Linked DNA regions of Homo sapiens: regions 2 and 3 are each linked to region 1. A link is a loop called in an ENCODE intact Hi-C map of the cell type or tissue named here. Cell type or tissue: heart left ventricle. All regions are shown on one strand.

The links. Hi-C counts contacts between places; a loop is a spot of excess contacts. Peaks named below come from ENCODE experiments on the same cell type or tissue, not always from the same donor. Only the 100,000 strongest peaks of a DNase experiment are listed, where the experiment ranks them.
Region 2: it touches region 1 in a loop (2.7-fold over the local background); 15 of 110 quality-filtered maps call a loop at or near these places.
Region 3: a loop joins it to region 1, with 15 times the contacts of the local background. A loop is called at or near these places in 18 of 110 quality-filtered maps.

What each region holds. Positions count from the first base shown.
Region 1 is chr9:109,312,205-109,320,204 of GRCh38, reverse strand. EPB41L4B (erythrocyte membrane protein band 4.1 like 4B) reads left to right here. Exons shown (of 26, transcript NM_019114.5): 1 at 1-64. Among named protein-coding and RNA genes, the nearest start is that of EPB41L4B, 4.9 kb to the left of the region's middle. In heart left ventricle, no CTCF peak of the experiment used is centred here; DNase peaks (open chromatin) are centred at 38, 319 and 3,767; H3K4me3 peaks cover 1,232 bases; H3K27ac peaks cover 801 bases; H3K27me3 peaks cover 1,636 bases.
Region 2 is chr9:109,261,084-109,269,083 of GRCh38, reverse strand. It overlaps EPB41L4B (erythrocyte membrane protein band 4.1 like 4B), which reads left to right. Exons shown (of 26, transcript NM_019114.5): 3 at 651-693; 4 at 1,533-1,611; 5 at 4,060-4,104; 6 at 5,982-6,034. Among named protein-coding and RNA genes, the nearest start is that of EPB41L4B, 56 kb to the left of the region's middle. In heart left ventricle, no CTCF peak of the experiment used is centred here; a DNase peak (open chromatin) is centred at 3,713.
Region 3 is chr9:108,885,372-108,893,371 of GRCh38, reverse strand. ELP1 (elongator acetyltransferase complex subunit 1) reads left to right here. Exons shown (of 37, transcript NM_003640.5): 27 at 289-386; 28 at 1,968-2,169; 29 at 3,979-4,040. Among named protein-coding and RNA genes, the nearest start is that of ACTL7A, 27 kb to the right of the region's middle. In heart left ventricle, a CTCF peak has its summit at 3,664 (motif pointing left); no DNase peak of the experiment used is centred here; H3K27ac peaks cover 858 bases.

The sequences.
Region 1 (8,000 bases):
CAAGGCCACCCTCTACTGCCGCGTCTTCCTGCTCGACGGGACCGAAGTGAGCGTGGACCTGCCGGTGAGTGACGGGGCCAGTCTGGGGCACTGGCACCTCGCGCCCCTGGAGGCAGCTCCCCCTCCCCCAGTGCTTGCATCGGGGGCGCTTCCCTTGCACCTCCCTGGGGATCCCCTCCCCCATCCTCTTCTCCGAGCACTCCTCAACCCTTTTTCTTCTTGGGCCACCCCGTCCCGGTCTCTTCCGGGGCCCCACCTTTGGCCCGTGCCCCCTCCTTGGCACATTGCGCCGCGGGGTTGCGATTTCTCTGGCGCCCACCTAGTCCTTGGGGCCTCGCCCCCTCCCCAGTACACACGGTCCCCAAGTCCCGAGACCCCGCCCCCCCTGGTGTGGGTGGCCGGCGCTCCCCTTCCGTCCCTAGCTTCCAGCAGGGGTCTTCCTGATACTGGGTTATTGGGTAGAAAATCTCAAATCAATGTGAGGCCGTCCTGGGGTGTCCAGCTTGTCCCCCCTCAAACTCGCCATCAGGCCTTGATGAGACAGCAGAGAGGAGATCCCCTCGCTTGCTGCTCGGCAGGCGCCCCAAGTTTGGGAGGCGGGGGTTAGACCATTTCTGCTCTCTGCTGATCCCTTCTGGATACACCCCATTCCCATTCCCTGAGCCCCATCTGCCCCGCAGCCTCCTCGCAGCGGGTAGGGTGACTTGGGAGCTAACTCTAGAGTCGGCTGTCTCAGACCTGCCTGCCTTGCACCGGCAGAGCCCTTTGCTGGGGCGCTGGGAGTCGACCCCGGGGTGCCCGGGGGGCCAGGCGCGCCTGACTTTCTCCCTTGGGCACCGTGCGTGGGGTCGGCGGGGCACCTCAGGGCGGCGGCGCCTGGGCCTGCGTCCCGGGCACCCGCCCACAGGTGGTTGCACCCCCGCCCCGCGCCAGCTGAGAGCTGGGCCGGCGCTGCGGTCCGCTGCAGGGCGTCCAGTTACCAGTGAGTCTTCCTGGCTGAAGGGGCCAGATCAGATCAAATCAAACCACACATTAATCGGGCGCCCACTGTGCACCCGGCGCTGCGGCAGACGGTGCCTTCGGGAATTTCTGGGTGTGACTGAGGACACAGCGGTAATTGAGCTTTAGATGAATGTTACAGATCATCTCGAGGATGTCAAGGGAAGAAATAACATACCCGGACTTCCAAGGAAGTATATAGGCCTTCCCGGGTGGGAGAAATGTTTGGACTTCATGAGAGAACTAGGAACATGTGAAAAGGGTCTCAGATGGGAAAATCAGAGCCTGCCTGGCTTGGAGTTTAACGCTTCCCGGTGTAGGCTGAATTTCGAGACAGTTTCAATTTATGGCAATTTTATTTTTGTGGTTCTTTGTGCTCTCCATAAGATATCATTTTGCTATGAAAATACCCTTTTGGGGCCTTTTTATTGATGGAAAAGGAGCCAACATTCGGGTGCTTAGAGCTGTTGCCTTTAAAATAGCATAAAAATGTTACTGTTCCCCAACAATGAGGCTCTCCAGCTTTTTATTCAGCTGGGAGAGGAGGCCTGAGGAGCCGGGGAGGAGGAGAGGGGAGCAGGCTGCCTCTGGAGTGGGCAGCTTGTGTTAGGAGAGGATGTGGCGTAGTTTGCATCTCGGATCTGGGAAAGGAATGCTATCCTTGGGAAGTTTGACAGTGCTCCTTGCCGGTGGTTTTCTCATCTGTTCCCTGGGGATGATTCGTTTATAAAATGTATTGCTTGTCAGCTCCATGAGACAGGCTTAAGTGGTGTGCATGGTGAATAGACCCAAACAGGTACACAAACGAACAGGTTGGGACAGGAAGGCTGACTGATTCCAGCCAGTGTAGCCCTCACTGGAGCCTGGTGGGGGAAGGGGATATTTGCATCCTAAAAGGTTTCTTCACTTTATAAAAGGCTGCTTGACAAAAGAATTCCCCTGTCCCAGGTATTCCCAGGACGGCAAATTTCTTGATTCCTCTATGATGTGACTTAGTGAAGCCCACATTGTATTTATGCGCGTGCACACACACACACACACACACACACACACACGTATATGCCCCCTGTCCACAGGCAGATAAAAAGCAAATGCTGGCTTGTGTCACGTGAGCTCTCAGGGAGGAAAGATGAAGAAAAATCGCCAGTGGGCACAGCTCATCGATTTAAAGATTTATTAGATATTAGGACTGCATCACAGTCTCCTACACTAATCTTCCCAGATCTGAGTGTGTGCTCCTGTAATTAATTCTGAGTTACGAGGTTAACGCCAGGCGGCCAGCTCCCCAATGCATTTGTAGCATTTGCTGCTCCTCAGACCCACTTCACTGGGCTCACTCTTTATGCTGTCCTTTTTGACATTTGGCCCTGCTTGTCATTATTCTCTTTTGTGTTCCTGGATTTTTACCGCTTCCTGGGCCCTGGTGTTGCCTTGCTGCTTGTCGCAAGATAGGATTTACCTTTGACCGTGATACCCCAAGCTGGCTTCTCAGGCACCCAGGGACATTGCCAGGCTAAATGTCTCCTTTGTAATAAAAACCCTCAGGCGGCGTTAGCCTTGAGAATTCCTTTGCTCAACCTCCTAAAAGTTGGCTATGTGCTGTCATAAACCTTTTTATTAGCCCTAGTTAGGATGCTTGTGTTCTGAAATTGTCTGGAACACAATAACACCCTCAGTGTGACCGTGCTGTGGCACCTCAGTCCAGTCCAGACCACAGTTATTGGGCGTCTCCAATGTGCCAAGCTGTGTGCTGCAGACACAAAGGTGAATGAGATGTGGCCTGGAGGCTCTTGGGAAACGCAGGTGAAAACACGTTTCTTTTATTCTGGGTGATGCTAAGTGATATGACTGGCACACCCAGACAGGGTGCTGTGGCCGGATGGGATGGGGGAATCGGAAGGACTTCCAGGAGACTTTGACACTTGAGATTATGGGGTCTCAGATCCAGTGTCCCTTGGCAAAGCCACAGGCCAGTTGTTGTATATAATAAAGAGAAAAGTAGCTGCAATTGTTTCTTCTGACAGGGCTTGGAGCCCCCTTCTCTGGTGATAGGTTGAGTCACCTAGCATCCCTGAGTGTTCTTTTTTTTGTTTTGTTTTTTGGATATGGGGTCTCATCTGTCACCCAGGCTGGAGTGCAGTAGTACGACCACAGCTCACTACGGTCTTAATCTCCTAGCCGCAAGCAATCCTCCCACCTCAGCCTCTCTAGTAGCTGGGACTGCGGTTGTGCACCACTACACCCGGCTAATTAAAAAAATTATTTTTATAGACATGGGGTCTCACTGTATTGCCCTGGCTGGTCTCAAACGTGTAGGCTCAAGCGATCCTCCTGCCTCAGCCCCTAACAGTGTTGGGATTACAGGCATGAGCCACTGCGCTTGGCCCCTGGGTGTTCTTAGTCTTTGCTATGGATAGTCAGCAGCTTTCCAGTCTTTGATAAAATAAAATGTGAATAAAAGGATCTTTTTAAAAAAATCTATAACATGCAGTCTAAAGTGGACTTGCTGTACAAACCCAACTTCCAGATGAGCCCTTGCTCGCCCTACCAACCAGAGTGCCAGCCTGAGCCAGTCCTCTTCAGAAACCCTGGCCCTGCCTTCGACAGCACCTCCCTCTCCTTAGCCTAGCTCAGCCCTGCCCAACCCTCAGGTGTGGTCTGGTCAGAGCAGGGCAGGACTCCCTCCCTCGGCCTGCCCTAGACGCTTTCCTTCTATTAATGCAGCTGAAGATCCCATTAGTGTGCTTGGCAGCGGCACCCACTGTTGACTCATATTAGCTCTCTGTTGACTAAATCCCTGGCATCGCTTTTGCTCGTGTGGCTGTTGCTCAGCCCCGCCTCCCGTTGCCCTGTGTGCTCAGTGTGGAAAGCTGTTAGGATGTGCGGTCGGCCAGTTAGCACTCCCGCCATGCTTTGGAGGGAACGGCCCATGGGCCATTGTTGCATTTGGTGCACTTGCCTCCCCTGCATCTGGAACTCAACATTGACTCATTGTGGTCCAGTGTAAACATGGAGGATTTCAGAATTCGAAGATCTACCTTTGCATATTGCACCCTGGCTCTGCAGCTTTGGGCAATTGCAGCTCTCTGAGCCATTGACTTCCTGATCTTTCAAATGGGGATGTTGGGAGGATTTGGTGACGGGAAGGCCTCATGGTGCAACAGAGTGCTGAAAGGTTGCTAGTAGGTTGTAATCTTAGAAACCTCTCCTTCCTCTACTTTGAACTTTGGAAAGATTTGAAGAAGTTTCTAGTAATAGACATTAAAAAAAAAAATGCTGTGCCAGGCAGGCTAACCATTGCTTGGCTCTTCTTTAGTGGAAATTGGAAGTTGGATGTAGTATGAGAAATGCTTTTTAAAAGTTTCACTTTGGATGTGAAAAGTGATGTTTTTTTCAGCAAAAACAGGAGAATCCAGGTTTTTAGAATTTTAGGACTGAAACCTCTGATCTCACATAACATACATGATACAACATAAAGGTCATATGGCTTATTTTGGAGTTGAAGGGGACCCTGGACAGCACCTCCCCGGCCCATTGGAGAAACTGGGAAGCTGTGGTCTGTGGCTATAAAGTGACTTCCCTTCAGTCAGTCAGTGAAAGAGTTGGAACCGGCTGCTTTGGGAACCCTGATTGTCAGCGTCTGAAGGTGTCAAGCGTAGGGTCAGCAGTGGGAGGGAAGACTAACCCCACGTCCTAACACAGGATCATGGAAGAGGGATGGGGTACATTCCTGGCAGTTGGAAATAGAACAGATTTTCCCAAACAGTGGAAAAAATGATCCCAACTTCAGTGTTCACAAAGTTCATCTGGGATTTTTTTTCTTCCATTAAAATTCCCAGAGCACACCCCGAGAATTTCTTGATTCAGTATATCAGGAAGCTCAACTTTTAACAAGTTACTCCAGGTGATTCTGATGCAGGTGGTCTCTTCACAGCCAGTGAAAAACCCTGGCCCTAGAACTGTGAGAACAGAGGCAGCTACACCATGCATTATAAACTGCTGTAGCAATGGGGCGAGCAATACCATTGCTGTAGCAATGGTAGGGGGGTTGGCAGTCTTTGAGCTGGGGTTTGACCTGTACTTTAGGGAGCCCATTTTTGTCACAGTGGAGTGGAGGGCTAGGGGAGGGACTGGAGACCAGTCATGCCATTGCATTTGTCAGGTAAGGGGTGATGAGGGCCTGGCTAGGAGAAGGGGGCAACGGTAGAGCAGCTCACAGGTGGAGTTGGGTGAGTGTGTTGGGGAGGGTGAAGGTTTGAGATAGAGCTGTCTTCACTCTTGGTTGGGAAGAATTAAGGGACCCGCAGGAGGTTGAAGACAGCTTCTCATTTCTACCCTTTCCCAAGGCTCTGGCTGCCATGGGCACACTGGCTTATCCCAGGGCTCTGGGTGGCTTGCTTTTTTTGCCCCTGTAGGGTAGGTATTGGCTAAAGGTGGCCTTCCACTACTTGCCCCACCCACATCCCCTCTCAGACCTGGAATGAGGCCTTGGATATCTAGTGGGTCATGAGTTTGTGTTATTTTTGGATATGCCTTCTTTGTTTTAAAAGAAAGGCTGAGGTGGGGGGGGGTGAGAGAGGGGTAATGAACACCCTTCCCAAAGGGGGTGTCGTGATACAAGCAAGAGCACTAACTCCCCTTCTATACTTGCTGGATTTGTCAGTGTTAATAAGGGGCGGGGGTTGGCCTGCAGGGGGAAGGGGCCGCAGCCTAGCCTCTCCAGTGCCGGTAACATGACCCTACACTGGTACAGGGCTCTGAACAAATATTAACTTGCTAAGCACTTTCACGTGCATAATCTCATTGAATTCTGTTCCTAGTACCCTGCAGTGGATGAAGGCACAGGTCTGTTTCGTTTTGAAATAGCAGAAGGTCGATGGGGGTGGGGCCTTCCCTTAAATTCTTGCGTGGGGACTTAGAAAAAAATCCAGCCTGGCAACCACAGAAATCCTCCGCCTACCATTTGTCCTCAAAACACGTGTTCCATCCTTGCCCACTGCTTGACTTCCTTTGGCCGGCTGGGAGTGGGCTCCTCCCCGGGCCTCTCTCTGCCCTGCCTGGAGCCTTCTCCTCCAGTGGGAACTGCACTCCAGTTTCCACCTGTAGCCCGTGGCTGCTGCCTGAGGGCAGGGTCAGCTGCTGATTCATCTGGGTGTGTTTTCCAGGTTCGTGTGTGTGCTCTCCTTTCATTTCTCGTTTACAATGCATTCATCGAAGACCCATTTGAAAATACACAAAGGTTGGAACAACATCTACAGTTTCATTAAACACTGTTAAAATAGGGGTGCGCATTCATCTGTGCTTTATTTCATATTCAGATATAAACATGTTTTTAAAATGATGAACTTAAGTGGGTTGATGGAAGTCTCTGTCTACTCCCACCTCAGCACAGTTGAATAAGGATGGTCGACTTGGAGCTTGTATCTCTTTAGGGTGAGGCCCTCGGCTCTCCTCTCTACATTTCCTGGGACTCTTAGCTGGGGTGGGGAGCCCCCAGTGCTTGTTAGCCATCTGCGCTGTGTGCTGCCTGCTGCCCCTCCCTTGGTAGGAAGCAAGCTGCCTGGCACTCTGACCCTCCTCACCACAATTACTTTCTCTTGCTGGCAGGTTAAAGGTCTTGTTGATGTGACCTCAGAGTCCCCTTGCATCTGAAAGCAGCTGCTATGGGGCAGTCTCGACTCTCGCCAGCCCAGGATGCCTGTGACTCTGCTACCAGCCAGAGCTGACCTGGCAGAGTGGGGCTGGAGCCGGGCAGCATCCTGGTGTGCCCCCCCACCACCCTAATCCCTCTAATCTCACTCCTTCTGCAGCCTCTGTGGCCTCTCTCTAGAGCTAGATTAATTTTACTAGTCCCACCTGATTTTAATTTCTGGTTTATTTTAAATTGTTTTCCAAAATGTTTTTGTTTGCTCACAATATGTTTTCTTCAGTCAGCAAAGGCTTACTGAGCCCTTACACTACATTAAGCATGGGGGAGGGGTATCGGAGAGAGAAGAGTGTTTCTTAAGCTCCCAGTCTTGAGGGGCAGACAGAGTAAACAGATACCCATAAACCAACATGGGGTGGTGCCGGGGGTGAGCAACTGAAGTGTGGGCTGGAGTTGGAGAAGGTTTTTTTTTCTTTTTTTGGTAACATTGGGGTCTCACTATATTGCCCAGGCTGGCCTGGAACTTCTGCCCTCAGGAGATCCTCCCACTGCGGCCTCCCAAAGCTCTGGGATTACACGTGTGAGCCACCACACCCGGGCAGCTGGAGAAGGTTTGGTCCCCAGAGTGACAATGGAATTGCCCCAAAGGATGTGTAGGAGTTCAGCTGTGTCTGGGTGGAGGGAACAGCAGGTGGAAACGCGTGGAAGATGGGGGTCAGAAAAGCCCCATCCCTGGGCTCCGGGTTCCTTGGGGTAGGGGATTCAGATGAGTTCTGGCTGTATGCCTGGATCTTAAAGGAGTGAGTGAGTGAGTTGCCTTTGAAATGAAGATGATGTCGGGACCCCATCTAGGTGATTATCTTGTTGAATCCTCACAAAAACTGTGTTGATGGTTACTGTTGTTATTCCTGATTTGTAGAGGAAAGAATCAGGGTTTAGCAGACAGGTTAAGAAACTTGTCCAAGGTCACATAGCTAGTAAAGGCAGACTCTAGCTTGATTTGTGGTCTGGGAAGGTCTCTGACAGCACAGCTGGGCGAGGGGGGTGGGAGGGCTCTGAGCTTGCCCCAGAGGTTCCGAGCTGGATGGCGACCCCTGAGCCCCCAAAGGGCTTCCACCTTTGTAGGCCACTTGGGATCAGATTTACTTCTTTAGTTAGACTCATTGAATGTCATTTCACTCGAGTGCATAATGGTTTGATGGCCATAATTCAACACTCAGATCAGAAGTAGGTGATGTTTTTAAAAAGTGCTTAGTAGAACAACATTAAAATTATCTCAAAGAAAAACATTTTCATATTCCTATCCTGCTGCATAGCAACTGGTTGGTTTCACTTTGTTCCTTTCCATCTTTGT
Region 2 (8,000 bases), 51 kb after region 1:
AGAAGATTGGCTGTAACTTGAGAAACTCAGAAGGAAAAGGCAGTTGGTGATTCTGCTGATCAATTGGTTAAGGGGTTTTATGTTCTTTCAGGCACCACTTTGTAAAACTTCCAGAAACTAGGGAGTCCCCTCCCCAGAAAAATGCACATATATGCATAAACGTTGAATTTTTTTTTTTTTTTTTTTTGAGACGGAGTTTCGCTCTGTCGCCCAGGCTGGAGTGCAGTGGCGCGATCTCGACTCACTGCAAGCTCCGCCTCCTGGGTTCACGCCATTCTCCTGCCTCAGCCTCCCATGTAGCTGGGACTACAGGCGCGCGCCACCATGCCCGGCTAATTTTTGTATTTTTAGTAGAGACGGGGTTTCACCGTGTTAGCCAGGATGGTCTCGATCTCCTGACCTCGTGATCCGCCCGCCTCGGCCTCCCAAAGTGCTGGGATTACAGGCGTGAGCCACCGCGCCCGGCCAACGTTGAATTTTTTATACCATCCCAAGCAGTTTGCAGATTCCCAGCCTAAGAACCCATGATATGATCCAAACCCTGGTTTTTGTGGGTAGAATTACTAAGGCTTTTAGAGGAGGGTAACTGTGAGGGCTGAATAACCTTGCTGATGAACTATTCCTAAAGAAACTTTTTTTCTTTCTTTCAGCACTGGCTGGATCATGCCAAACCCATAAAAAAGCAGATGAAAAGTAAGTAAGCAGAATTTAGCTCACTCATTTATTTTTTTTCTGAGAGTAAACTCCTTTGCCAGTGTTTTGAGGTGTTATGTTTTCATTAGAACTTGGAAGCATTTTAAAAATCAATTCGGTATTAAGTGGATGATTTTTAATTTCTTAAGGCTAGCCAAAGATGAGAGTTTAAAATTTGAATAAAAATGTTTAGTGGATATTGAAAAACCAACTGTGCTCTCATTTGAAATCAGACGCCTCTGCCAATGAGAACTGATTAACCTGCTATTCAGAAACTCAGCTTTATACCTATTATATCTACTTCTAATGAGTTACAACATAGACTCAGAGGATGAGAGAGTAGGAGGGCTCTTTGATAGTCTGCTACAGCTTTCTCAATGTACAGGTGTGGAAACCACATTTTTTAATGTTGTTTATGCTTGGGTAATTTTTAAAAATTCATATTCTCTTAAAAGTACTTTAAAGTATTTTTAGAGAACAGAACACTTTGCATCACTTTCCTTTAGCCTTTGTACTTTGTAAAAACTAGCTGTCAGTTTGGAGTATTGTGGCATCAGGGGTGAAAATAAAATGTCAGCTTTTAGTAATCTGTCTAAATCACTAGGGTTTTTCTCCTGGAATGAGGTTACTAGCTAAACTATCTTAGTCAGCACAAAAGTCCATCCATCTCAGTTTCCCTGATGAGGACTGAAAAGAATTGGCTAGTGTCGCGTGCCCAGTTATGCTGTCCTGATGTTGTGCTAAATGTTATAGATTTAACGTGCTTTCCCTTTTGTCCATCCTGTGATCTTCAAAACTGGGGGAAAAACATCTTCAACCTTCCATCTCCAAATGTTTAGTTGGACCTGCTTATGCTTTACACTTTCGAGTTAAATACTATTCTTCAGAACCAAACAACCTTCGTGAGGAGTTTACAAGGTAGGCCACGATGCAGAACAAGCTCCCGCCCAGCAGGGCTTGCCTTACATGTCATTTATGGCTCTTCTCAATTGTGGGTTTGCCTCTTCTTCTGTCTGCTGTCTATTTCTCAGCAAGAGTTATTAGTACTTTTCCGGTGCTTCCGTGTTCCGTTAAAAATCCACAACTTTGCTTAATTTGACATTTTTCTGAGTGAATAGAAATTAGAAGATACATTTTCTTGTCACACTTCTATTTTCTTGGACCCTGGGTAAATTAATTGGTTGCTCTGCGGCGTTTTATTTTTATCTCAACTACAAAAAGGGAAGGCAGATATTGGAAAAGCATTTCTCAGTCCTTAATCGCCATCTTATGTTTTAAGAGATTGCAAAATATTCTCTTGATTGTTACAATACAAGGAACCTCTTTAAGAAAAACAGAGTAATTATAGCAAAGTTGTTAAAATCCCTTCATGTTATCTTTTAACTCCCCTGAATTTCTTTTTTTTTTTTTTTTTTTTTTTTTGAAACAAAATCTTGCTGTGTTGCCTAGGTTGGAGTGCAGTGGCATGATCTTGGGTCACTGCAGCCTCCACCTCCTGGGTTCAAGCGATTCTCCTGCCTCAGCCACCCGAGTAGATGGGATTACAGGCGCACACCATCACACTCTGCTAATTGTTATATATTTGACTGGAGACAGGGTTTCGCTGTGTTAGCCAGGCTGGTCTCAGACTCCTGACCTCAAGTGATCCACCCGCTTTGGCCTCCCAAAGTGCTGGGATTACAGGTGTGAGCCACTGCGCCCGGCCTGAATTTCTTTTTTGTTTTGTTTGCCCATGTCTATGTCTTGGACTTCAGAAACAGGGAAGAAGAAAAAGAAAATTTGAGTAACATTTTAAATGTGGAGTTTCCCTCTACCCTTTTCCATCAGTGAAATTCTCTACAAAGCCTTTTCCTGCTTTTGATATCCCCAGAGCCTCCTTGTCGTTGTTTGTGTGATGGACTGCAGTGGTGACATATAGGCTATGTAGGCTGCTGGGTGGTTCTTAGGGAGATGACCCCTAAATAATGCCTTAAAGACTGACTGGTTATCACCATTTCCCCTGGGCTTTTTTTTTGGAGACAAGGTCTGGCTCTGTCAACCAGGCTGGAGTGCAGTGGCGTGATCACAGCTTACTGCAGCCTCAACCTCCCAGGCTCAAGTGATCCTCCCACCTCAGCCTCCCTAGTAGCTGGGACCACAGGTGTGTGCCACCACCCCTGGCTAATTTTTTGTATTTTTTAAAATAGAGACAGCGTTTTGCCCTGTTACCCAGGCTCCTGCTAGGCTGCTATGGTTAGTTTTTCTTATAGGAATCAAGAGTTCTGGCCATGTTTATACTGTGTCTCTTGTGAGATGAGTATACAAGATGGTATCCTGACATTCAGAAGTGAAGTTCAGTGGTGGCCAAACACCTGTCAGGAAGCAGGAACATTCTGGAATGTACTAGAACCTTCAGCACGCCCGATCTCCTTGATTTCTGGCGAACAGTCATTCTAGTGTTGCTCCTCAGAGTCCTCTATGAATGCTGCTTCTAGCTGTCATCAAAGCGATTGGTTTTTAACCCAGGTTGTGTGAATCAGAAACACCTGGGAAGCTTTTGAACAGCTCAGATTCCTGGGGGCCACTCTTGTGTGTAGGATTCTGTTTCCGTAGGTAGGGAGCAGAGCACAGGCAGTTTTGGTTTTTACAAAGCATTGTGAGTGGTTCTGATGCCTACATCCTCCTGGTAAAAAACAAACAAAAGATACCCCTCTTATTTAAGCCAAGACATTTATTTTTTTACTTGAGTAAACCCCATGCGTGTTATTTGCTGGCTTCTTTCTCATTTTTTGTTACCCCTCTAACCATTTGCAGTCCAGTGCCAGGATTTTTCTTGTTTCGTGTGTGTGTGTGTGTGTGTTTGTGTGCTGTGCCTGTTTTGTGTTTTAAAAGAGTCTGCAGTTACACTGCATCAGGGGAAAAGAACCCCCAGTGGTTTTTTGACTAGAATCAGCTGCAAACTTTTTGTTACAATCCACCGCAGCAGATCTGGAATCCGCTGGTGGAGCTGGCTGAGAGCCAGACCCCGCGGCCCCACCCTGCCTGGGTTATTGGACATGTTGCATGCCCATGTGCCACGTTCGGCTCTCTTCTCCAGCACGGAGGGGGTTGTGGAGGCCGTCATTGGACCATGACGTGTATCACGTTCCATCCTACAAGTATCTTGCGAGTTCCCCACATGCACTCACCTTCCTAGCGTGGTTCTGGGATGCCTTCCTGGAGACCCAAGAGGAGATGCTTCCACCAAAGTTCTCATTTGATTTGGACTCCTTTTTTACAATGCAAAACTCCATGCTGTGTGTGGGGTGGGGTTTGCAGTGGGAAGCTGGGGATTGGGAGCAGCTGGGAAAGAGTTACCCTCTGTTGACTTTTGTATATGTTTGTCAGGTACCTGTTTGTTTTACAACTCAGGCATGACATTCTTTCTGGAAAGTAAGTATGTTTTTGTTCTAACTCTTAACCCAGGATAGATCATAGTGTATTTCAAAATAATTCACTGTTTTAACTCTTTTACCCTTGTTCCCTTTTCAAAATTCAAAAAAAGTGCACCAGGCATTGTAAAGTGAGTCTAATACTTGTATCACTGTCATTATCATCCTATTTTAAATGATTACTATATGGCTTGAAGCATTTCCAAGACCATTTAATATCTTAAGTGATGTGTATTTGGGAATAACTCTCTCCCTGATCACATCACTGTCCCATTCATAATGGCTTTTGTCGTATTTGCAAGCAAGATACGTTATTAGTATGTATACACTTACAAGTATTTGGACAGTCAAAAAGTGTCATTCATCACCATCTGCATATATGTAATGGAAAGAGGTTATGTTCTGATTCCAGTAGAAAGTTTTAGACATCTCATCTCACTTCCTTTTCTCCTCTTAAAAATGGCTTTGAAATACTAGGCCTCTGGCAGCACACAGTGATCATTGAGTATAAGAAGCATTGGCACTGAAGTGGTTGATTTCGCATGCAGTCTTAATTTACCGTAAAGATAAGAGGTTTCAACAGGCATAGCTCTTATAACTGTGTCATTTTTCAGCATCTGTATTGAATATTTTCTATTACATGAAAAACTAAGGCTATATTGAGTCTAAAAAGTAACCCCTGCTATTGAAAAGAATACGTTCTGATTTTGAATATAATCTGAAGGAAATTAAATATGTAATTTCCGAATTTGCAAACTCTCCATAGAATATGTGCTATAAAAACCTCAGTGAAATGTACTCCATAGACCAATAGAACAAGTAGATTGTACAGTGTATACATTTGCCTTATTCAGCCGTGCAATACAGACCTTTGGTTGGTGTGTGTATTATGAGTGTGTGTACTTTTTTTTAATCCTCTCTCCCTCTCTCTCTCTCTCTCTACCTCTCTCTCTCCATACTGTGCTCCTCATACTAAAGGCTGTGTAACTCTAGAAATTGTCTTCGGTTTGGAAAAATATTAATGGCAACACCTTGCATTTGTACAGTACTTTGTAGTTTACATGCAGTTTAGCCTGCTTTGTATTTAAAAGCAGAATGGTGTTCAAGTCCCAACATTGCTCCTTTCCAGCTGGATGACCTGGGGCAAGAGCCCTTAACACTGAGTTCCTCATCTATATAATGGGAGATGGGTCGGGGGGGCTCACTGGCAACACCTATCCTAAAGGTTTACAAACTTGATGCATTGACCAAATTGGATAATATAAATGAAAAGGCTTTGAAAACTATGAAGTGCTATACCAATGTATGTCATTATTGTTTTTCTAACCAAATTTGAAATATTACGTATGAATGAGATCACTGAATTTGCAGTAGTACTCTTCTATGGCTGTGCCTTAGATAGACTTAGAATGCTGAGTGTATCCAGCCATGCTGGCAGTGTTCGATATGGTGTCTGTGTGTTTATTTTTAACGCTATGACCTTGTTTCAAGAAAGATTTGAAGGCAGCTTTAAAAAAGATGCATGTACTATATCAAGATAAAATAAATTTAAAATATGTTTAAAAATAATAAGGCAAAGGGAATACTTTTCATTCTGTTTTCCAAACTTTTCCATTCTTGCCAAATTCAGTAAAATTGTACACGATTGATAGAAACTATACCTACATTGGGTTATTTTGCCCTATGATGAGAATTGACTTTGGGAAATTTGTAGTGCAAGTCGCTTGTTGCATTCTTTAATGTAGACAGCAAAAATATGACTAAGAATACAAGTCATTATCTAAATAGCGCTACCTTTTGAAAAATGATTTTAATGACATTTTGTATGGTTGTACTTAAGTTCCTATTTCGAATTAATTTCATTTTATTTTTTTCAAGATTGAAATGCCCTTATGAAACAGCTGTGGAATTAGCTGCTCTCTGTCTACAAGGTACATTAATCTTTAGTAGTAATTAGCATTTTAATGTTATTGCTTTTTATTTCAACAAATGAGTGTCCACAGTATACCAGGCCCAGTGCTTAGCTTTGGGGATATAAATGAATATGACACGGTCTCTGTCCCCAAGTGGCGTGCAGTCCAGTGAGGAAGGCAAGGAGTAGCAAGGACTGCAGTGCAGTTCCTTCAGGAACAGAGACGTGCAGGAGGTTTGGACAAGGAAGGCCCATTGTGGGGATGAGAAGACCATGAGTCAAGGAACCAAGGCACAAAAGTGCAGAGAGGTTAGCAGCAGTTGAGTGATGCTACAGAGTGAAGTTCAAGCATTTGGACAGGTGGATGACCTCGGGCCCCATTTAAAGAGAAAGAATTTCATGCAGTCAGCAGTGACACCTTTGAAAGCTCTTAAGAGGGAGCAGGCCTGGCCGGATATGCACTTTAGAAAGGCCACGTTGGCTATATGGGGAGAAGGGATCAGAGCAGGACCAAGACTGGGACTGGGAGTCCAGTGAGGAGGTGCTGCTGTAATAGAAGGGAAAGGAAACTAACTAGGGCAGGGGTTTGCACACACACACACACACACACACACACCCCCACACACACCAAGAAATAGCATTGGCAGTACAAGGAGAAGGACTTGGTGATTAGACTTAGGTGTTGAGGGAGGAGTTTGAGATGATTCTCAGGCTGTTTCTGGGGATGGATAGAGGTTAGAAGAGGTGGACTCTGGTGGAGGAAATGGTCTGTGTTGGGTCCCTTGACTAAGAGGTTCTAGAAGCTCCAGCAGGTTCTTGAGTACCTGAATCTGGCTCACTCAGAGAGGTCAGACTGGAAGCATTAATGTCAGGACTGGTGGGGTGCAAAGGGTATTTTTGCATGTGAGTGGGAACTGGATGGTAAGAGGTCTGCCTGCATGATTGTCAGCATTGGCCGTTTATCTGTGTGATGCCCTGGTGGTGTGTAGTTTCGGATGCAGAAGAAACACTTGCTAAAGTCTCTAGCACTAATTAAGAGAATACTAATGTGTAACTGCATATCCGGGATTTCATTAGTACATCAGATAGACATATGTTGTGCACTCATTTGCCAGCATGTTCATCAGCTTCTACTGGATTATGGATTATGACATATTCATTCATAATTAGTAATTACTTATGAATACCATAATGAGAATTGACTTCTCACTTTTGTATTTGGCCAGTTTTTAAAAGTGGAACTGAGAGGTTTTTTCAAATTATAAAATTAGTACACACTTACTACAGAATATCAGGACAACAACCCACCAATAAGACAAGCATAAGGAAGGAAGGAACCCACTGTCCTACCACCCACAGGCAACCAGAATTTCTAGCTATGAGTTTTGAGTGGACTTTTGAAAATGTTATTTTGATCAGTCATCTGCAAATTTTTGTATAATTTTTTTTACTTGGTATTTTTAGTATGTGTATTTTGTCATGTGTACACTCATAGAGATGGTTTTTAATGACCGTAGGATGCTCCCATTACCTGAAACTTCTATTCTTCAGTCACCTTTTAATTCCTGTTGTCTTGAACTCCTGGCCTCAAGCGATCCTCCCACCTCAGCCTCCCAAAGCACTGAGATTACAGGCATGAGCAACCTCACCCAGACTCTTAATTCTTATTATCTAATGGGGACTTGGCATATAGTAGATGCTTGGTAAGTGCAGAGTGAGTTGAATTATTGAAATTGGAGAGACCCCCCTCACCCCACCCCCGCCAAGAACTTTAAAGGCAGAACCTTTAAACTGGTGGTAGAGTTGATGGTAATGTCATCTATAGCCATCTGTGCCAAATACAGTGCTCAGTGCTTCCGATGTATTTTTCTGATATGACAGTCTTTATGGCAAGTGCTATAACGACAGGCATGGCTTGGAGAACATGGCCGTGGCCTCCGCACTCCGGCCACTCACCCACTTAGCAAGTGGCTTTCCTCTACCCC
Region 3 (8,000 bases), 430 kb after region 1:
TAATAAGCTTCCCAGGTGATGTCTTTTCAAGGAGGCTGAGAAAACACTGGGCTGGAAAGCTGGGACTCTTAAGTAGGATGCTGATCCCAATCAGTGCTGCTCTTGCCTCAGAATCTGCAGTGGTGCTCATTAAAAATTCAAATTCCAGGATCCCATTCTTCAGATTCTCTGATTATTTAGGTCTTAAAAAGTTCCTCATTTATTTTGTTTGGTGACCATTGGTATAAATGAAGTCCATTATGCTTCCCATGTCTTAAGCCTGTCTTTGTGTGAATCTTTTTCCTGCAGGACCTGAGTACTTCCCAGAATGCTTAAACTTGATAAAAGATAAAAACTTGTATAACGAAGCTCTGAAGTTATATTCACCAAGCTCACAACAGTACCAGGTATGTGGTATGTGAAAATGAGGCTCTCCTGGTTTTGCTTTTTGCTTTAGTAGGAAAGGAGTGAGGATCCTAAGTTCATAACACCATCCTTGGCTTCAAAATTTATCTTAAAACTAATTAGCCTCAATTTGAACTTCTTATCTGGGAGAATGGTCCTGACCTGTTCTCTGATTCCTCATCTGGAATACCACAGCACCTTCCTCGTGGGGTTCCCTGCTTCTTTCCCACCCCTCCTCTAGCCCAACCTTACTGCTGTAAGTCTGATTATCCTAACAAGTACAGATCTTTCCCATATATTTCAGCATAAAGGGAAATTTTTGTTTGCTTGAAAAAGCATCCCTTTAGCTTTTTTTATATACCACACACTTTGCTTCTAAGTTAAATGTGTTATATGATCCTCTTAACAGCCTCATAGGGTGCTGTACACAATTTGTAGATGAGGAAGCAACTTGCCTGAGGATCCAGAGCTACAAAGTGCTGGACCTGGGATACAGAGCCCAGGCTGCCTGACCACCCTGCCCATGCCATTAACCACCACTCTACCATGCCACCAGCATCACCATTTTCAGTTTGTCCTCAGACAATATACACATCTTTCTTTGATCAAGCCCCTGCCAGCTTCTTTAGCACCAGCTTCTGCCACTGTCCACATTCCCAGTTACTTGTAGGTAGTTCTACAGATGTCACATCGTGTGATTCCTCTGTCATTTCTCTACCCACCAGCCTTCCTTTAGCCCCATTTGTCCATCAGAACCCTTGGGTTACTCCTGAATGCCATTCCTGGACCAGGCGCCAAACACTGAGCCCCCAGAGCAGCCTGCCCTCGCCTTGGTGATTGCATTTGTCAAACTGCTGATTAGCTGGTTTGTCGCCTCCACCAGGCTGTGGGCTCCTTAAGGGCAGGGACTCCATGTTGTATTCCTCTCTGAATCTCTGGCTAACATCCAGCCTGGAGAATCGAGGATTTGGCCAGTGGCTACCTCTTTGCCCTTGTTTTCTGTTCTCTTCCACACTCTCTCTGCTCTAGTCACACTGGCCGTCCTGTTACTCCTCAGACCTGCTATACACATTCCTGCTGCATGGCCATGGTGCCTTCTCTGCCCTCTGCCTGGTGCCCCCTATCTCATCACGTGGTTTATTCTCCTGACAGCCATTAGAGCTCACACTCCCTGAGAGCTGCAAGGAGACTGTCCTCTGTCCCTTTACTCACGTTTGCCATTATGCTATAGACTATATTTTGTCCCTAAGTCCATCCTCTGTTACTATAAGAGCAGCAACTTGGTGGTGGTTCTTATATGGTTTTTCATTTGTTTGGTTTTATTTTTTGCCTTGCTGTAGTATCCATACTGCCCAGAATGGTGCATATGTAGTTAAGAGTAATTATTTGTTGAGTGAATAAATGGCACATCCTCAGTAAGGTTTTGAATGAAAAAATGACTGTACTAACTGATCAACTGTAAGATTTTCCCAGGTAATTCTTTCAAGGGAGTTCCAAGTATAGGAACTAAGGCAGCTACACTGGAGCTTTAGAGAAATGATTGTCATATTTCCTCCTCAGTCCTAAATCTCCTCTTGTCACAGGATATCAGCATTGCTTATGGGGAGCACCTGATGCAGGAGCACATGTATGAGCCAGCGGGGCTCATGTTTGCCCGTTGCGGTGCCCACGAGAAAGCTCTCTCAGCCTTTCTGACATGTGGCAACTGGAAGCAAGCCCTCTGTGTGGCAGCCCAGCTTAACTTTACCAAAGACCAGCTGGTGGGCCTCGGCAGAACTCTGGCAGGTAAGTACAATCATTTATATGTTTACATCTACAAAGGTTTTAAAAAATTTATTTCTTTTGTTTGGTAATTTTGCAAATAAATTTAGGGCAGAATACTCTGAGACAGTCTTGTTCTCACTGATAAAAATTAATTTAGAATGCTTTAAAGGATAAGCTACTACAGCAAGAGTCCCAGAATGCAGTGGCCCAATATGGAAAGAAGTTTATTTCTCTCTCCCATAGGGATTTATAGGCCCTTCCGTTGTGTGGCTCTGCAACCTTTTAGGCAGATGGTTGTAGCTGGGTTATCTCCACAGCTGTGGGGAAGGAAGGAGAGTGGGGAGAAGTTAGAATCATGGTAAAACATTTACCTTTAAGTTGGAAATGACCTGGATGGAAGTTAAACTATCACCTTCTATTCCATCTCGGCCACGCCATGTAGCTGGATGGGCTGTGCCCTGTAAGAAGGTAAAGATGAATTTTTGGATGGGTCCATTCTGTTATAGACAGTAGGTTGTTGGAATAGCCAGGAATGAGGTGGGGAAAATAAAAGGCCAAATGTCGAAGCATTCTGAAAGCAAAGGCAGTTTAGCTGCGTCAGGGACAAGGGTTGCCCGAACCAGAGGCGAGGCTGGTACCAGGGGCTCTAGTACCAGAGTGGAGGAAAGGGTAAGGACACCTATGAAAAGAGATGAGCAGAAGCTCTGGTCATCTCAGCAGTGCTTGAAGTAAAGCAATGACTGGTATATTTTTTTCCCTAACTTGTAAATATTGTTGAGATCTCAAAGAAAAAAATAAAAAGCAGTCCTAAAAAAATTCCAAACTCTATCCTGTTAAATTTTGTTAAATTTATGTACCAGTCCTTCTTTGTCATTTGCAGTATTCTTTTTTTCTTGGGATTATACCAGTGTATGGGATTATCACTTTTCTTTTTCTGGTTATTAGCCTTTCCCAAATCCCTCCGTTTCCATGCTGGCCTCTTTTTACAAATGTCGAGAATTCCTTATTTCAGGCCTTTTAGTTATTCGTTCGGTCTCCATTGTTCCTTTCTGCTTTAGAAATTTATGATATTGGTTGTTTATACCTTCTATCTCTGTTCTTGGATCTCTTCTATTCTTTACAGCTCTTAGCTTGCTATTTCCCATGTCTTATGAGGGAGTATTTCTAGTTTTTCTCAGATGTTTAGCAAAAGTAGGTGGGGAGGGCAGTGGTCAAAGATGTTTGAGAAATGTTACACACTGGAGTCACTCTGTGTGTACATTTAACGTAGGCAGTTTACACAAGAGAGCAAAAGAAAGGTAACTATTTAAATAGTGGAGGTGATTTTACCTACTTTTTTTAGTGATATATGCACTGGAGTGAGCATGCAATGAGAGACCGGAATCTACCAGCTCCTTCGAAAGCCTTGGGTTCTCTGTGCCTCTCATTGTGGTTTATCTCAATTGGGCTGAGAGTGATTCTAGGATCTAAAGACACTGCATGACTCAAACATAAGTCAGCTACCTCCATCTAGTGCTCAACCAAAGAAATAGTGGTCTCTTACTGTTAAGGGACGAAGTGGTTTAGTGAGAGATACCAGGTCATTTTCCCATATACATGCTTTGGAAGCATCTTTCAAGGCTAATTTTGGCTGTATATGATTTTCAATTCCTGTGCTAAATTTAGATTCTAGCTGCCATTTAAGATAGGACTCTGTGGTGTATATACCTATTCCCTCACAGAAATTCAGAAAGTACATAGTTTCATACATAATAAAGACATATTAAAGAAGCACTTGAGCTAAAGTATCTGTTTAACTTTGTAGTCAACTGCTGCTTATTGTCTCTACAGGAAAGCTGGTTGAGCAGAGGAAGCACATTGATGCGGCCATGGTTTTGGAAGAGTGTGCCCAGGTAAACTCAATTCCTCCCTTCTAAACCCCCCAGTCAGCAAGAAAGGTCTTCTCAATTGTATCTTAGTGATCATGAAAGTTAAAGGAACTGTGCATAATTGTTAAGTCCAGAGATAGTGTTTGCCCCAGAGGTCTTATCTTGCTGGCTTGACTTGGAAATCTAAATTTAGTACATCTCTAAGTTTGGTGAGGTAGAATATGAAGGTGCTCTACTTTAACATACCACTGGTTTGACCTTGGTAGAAAGTACTTAATTACATCTCAAGGTAGCTGTGCTTTTTAAAATTGAGTTTGCCAAAGTAGAAACAATGAGAAAGGACCATTATAAAACAGGATCATTGAAGGCTACATACTCTTGGCTTTTACTCTCATTCTCCCTATTGGAAATGTCTCTTTTACCTCAGGGACCTGGAGGTACAGCAGATTATAAGGATAAGTACCCATATGAGCATTTGGTAGTATTATAGGATTTATTATGAAAATAATAAAACTGCAGTAACACTGGCCACAGACTAACAGTACACAGGTGCACAGTTGACACCAGGGATTATTGCCTTGTAGAGTTTTGACCTTTGATGAGAGAGTGTTTTTTACAGTTGTTACTGATAGCACATTTATGTAACTTAATTGTGCTTTAAAAATATTTAATTGTCTCTTGTGTAATAACAGTAAGTGAAAGACGATAACTAAAATTTTATATAATTAGATCCTGGAGAGAATATTTGTTGGGTGATTGAATTGAAAATACCAGTGAATGAAACATACCTAAAAGGGTAGATAGGTTGGGTTGGAAAGATATACCACATCGAGGGTTAATTAAATGGATAAGATGTCATTATCTTTTTTTCTTTGTAAAGGAAGATTAATGCATAAAATTATTTTGTGTAATTTACATACAATAAAATTATGTGTTGTACAGTTGTATAATTTACATATAATAAAGCTAATTCACCAATTTTAGATGAAGAATTCAGTACATTTGGACATATGTTTGTAGCTGTGTAACCACCATTGCACTCATGATCTAGAACATTTCTAACACCCCCAAAAGTTCCCTACTTCCCCTTTTGCAGTCAGCCTTCTCCCTCCACTGCCAGCCTTTGGCAAACTGATCAGTCAGTAAAGTTTCACATTATCTAGAATTTCATATAAACAGAACCATATGGTATGTAGTCTTTTTAATCTGGCTCCTTTCACTCACATAGTGCATTGGAGATGCATCCATGTTGTAGTTTATTCCTTTGTATTGCTGAATAGTATCCCATTATATGTATATGTCAGAATTTGTTGATTTACCAGTTGATGTACATTTGGATTGTTTTCAGTTTGGGGTTATTATGAATAACGCAGCCATGAACATTCTAGTGCAGGTCTTTATGGGGACAGGAGTAGGAATGCCACATCCCGTGGTAAGTGGATGTTTAACTTTTTAGGAAGCTGCAGAACTAATCTGCAGTGGCCGTATCATTTTGCATTCCCCTCAGTGATATGTGAGAGTGCTTCAGTGACTCCTATACTCACCAACACTGGGTGTATTACTGTGACACTAGATGTATTATCTATTGCTACGTAACAACTTACCTTAAAAGCTGGCAGCTTAAAACAACAGACCCTATTATCCCACTTTTTCAATGGGCCAAGAATCTTGGCTGGGCTTAGCTGGGGCCTCTGGCTCAGGGTCCTTTACAAGGCTGCAATTAAGGTATTGGCCAGGGCTAGAGTCATCTCAAGGCTTGACTAGTTTTTAATTTCATTTTCTAATGTTTTATTACTAGTATATAGAAATATAGCTGAAGTGTTTTGCAGGGAGGCTGTATAATTGACCTTGTATCCTGCAACCTTGCTAAACTCATTTATTAGTTCTAGAAGCTCTTGGGTGTATTCTCTAGGATTTTCTACATCAACAAACATGGTTTCTATAAATATAGTTTTATGTCTTTCTTACAATCAATACTTTTTTCTATCTGTATTGCATTTTCTAGGGCTTCCAGTGTGGTGTTGAATAGAAGTGTTAAGAGTGAACATCCTTGCCTTTTTCCTGATATTGGAGAAAATTCACTTGTCTTTTAGCATTAAGTGTCATGTTTGCTTTTTTAAAATTTTATTCTATATTATTTTATTTTTGAGACAGAGTCTTGCTCTGTCACCCAGGCTGGAGTGCAGTGGTGTGATCTCAGCTCACTACAACCTTGACCTCCTAGGCTCAAGCGATCCTCCCACCTCAGCCTCCTGAGTAGCTGGGACTGCAGGAACATGCCACCATGCCTGGCTAATTTTTGTATTTTTTGTAGGGATGGGGTTTTGCCATGTTGCCCAGGCTGGTCTTGAACTGTTGGATTCAAGCAATTCGCCTGTCTCAGCCTCCCAAAGTGCTGGGATTACAGGCATGAGCCTCCGTGCCTGGCCTGATATTTGCTTTTTTTTTTTTTTTTAATGCTCTCTATTGCAGAGTTGGCAAACTACAACCTGTGACAAATCCAGCATGCCACCTGTTTTTGTAAATAAAGCTTTATTGGAGCATAGCCATGCTCATTAGTTTACATCTTGTGTATGGCTGCTTTAACACTACAGCAGCAGAGTTAGAGTTGTGACACAGATAGTTTGGCCCATAAGGCCTATATTTACTGTCTAATCTTTTACAGGAAAAATTTGCCAATTCCTGCCCTCTTGGTTTGAGGAAATTCCCTTCTGTTCCTTGTTCTGAGAGTTTGTATCATGAATGGGTGTTAAATTTTGTCAAATGCATTTTCAACTATGAAGGGTTTTGTTTTTAGACGAGTGATATGGGGGACTAGGTGATTGATTTTCTACTGTTAAACCAACCTTGCATCTCTGGGTTCAACCCCACTTGGTATTATAGATTTATTACCCTTTTTCTCTTGTGGCAGATTAGATCTACTAAAATTTTCTTGAGGATTTTTGTGTTTGTGTTCATGAGGGATATTGTAGTTTTTTCGTGTCTTTGCCATGTTTTGGGTATCAGGATAATGCTGCTGTCATTGAGGGGTGACAAAAATGAGGGGTGGTGTCCTTTACACTTCTGTTTTCTGGAGGATTTCATGTAGAATTGGTATGAGAGTCTAGCTTATGGTTAAAAACCTATGTGTGATGTTTCAGACCTGACCATAAACAATTACAGACTTTACCTAGGAGGCCACATGGGGAAAAGCTGCCCTCCCTACACCAGACTTGGCGTACTGCCAATGCATTACAGTTTCTAAAGGGAGTTGCAGTCAAGGACTCAGGGCCCCCTGTTAGTCATGCTCTTGTAACAGTATTTGCATTGAGAGTCCTGGCACTTTCATTCTTAGGTCTCTCTATCTGAGGCCATGGGCCAAGGTCTTCTTCAGGCACCTCTGCCAAGGCCTGTTTATGCAAGAAGGAGTGGAAAAACCTTGACATTTTTTTCCACTGTGACTCACTACCCAGTACTTTTCCACCCTTAGCCCCCTTCCTTTGCACCCATACCCCCAAGATCCATCAAACTGCTAAAGCCTTTTTTTCCAAGCTCCTTCAACAGTGAACCAACCCTCATGTCTGTGTGGATCCAGCTGACTCTTGACTAGTGAGTTGTTCCTTGGGAAAAAATGGAACAGAGAGAGTTGGTGCTTTCCCTGGTTTTAGCCTCTTGCTTATACCAATGCAATGCCTGAAGGCTTAATTCATTTTTGACTTGTTGCTTTGATCAGCTACTCCAACACCTGACAGCTCAGCTCTTTCTCCCAGCTCTTGGGAGATATTTTTTTCTTTAAATGTTTAGTAGAATATACCAGTAAGGCCATCTCGGCCAGGAGTTTTCTTTAATGAAAGCTTTTCCACTATTAGTTCAGTTACTTTAGTAGACATTAGCCTATTCAAGTTTATCTGTGTCTTCTGGAATGAGCATTGGTAGTTTATGTCTTTCAAGTAATTTGTTCATTTCATCTAAATTGTCAGATTTATTGGTATGAAGTGTTTATAG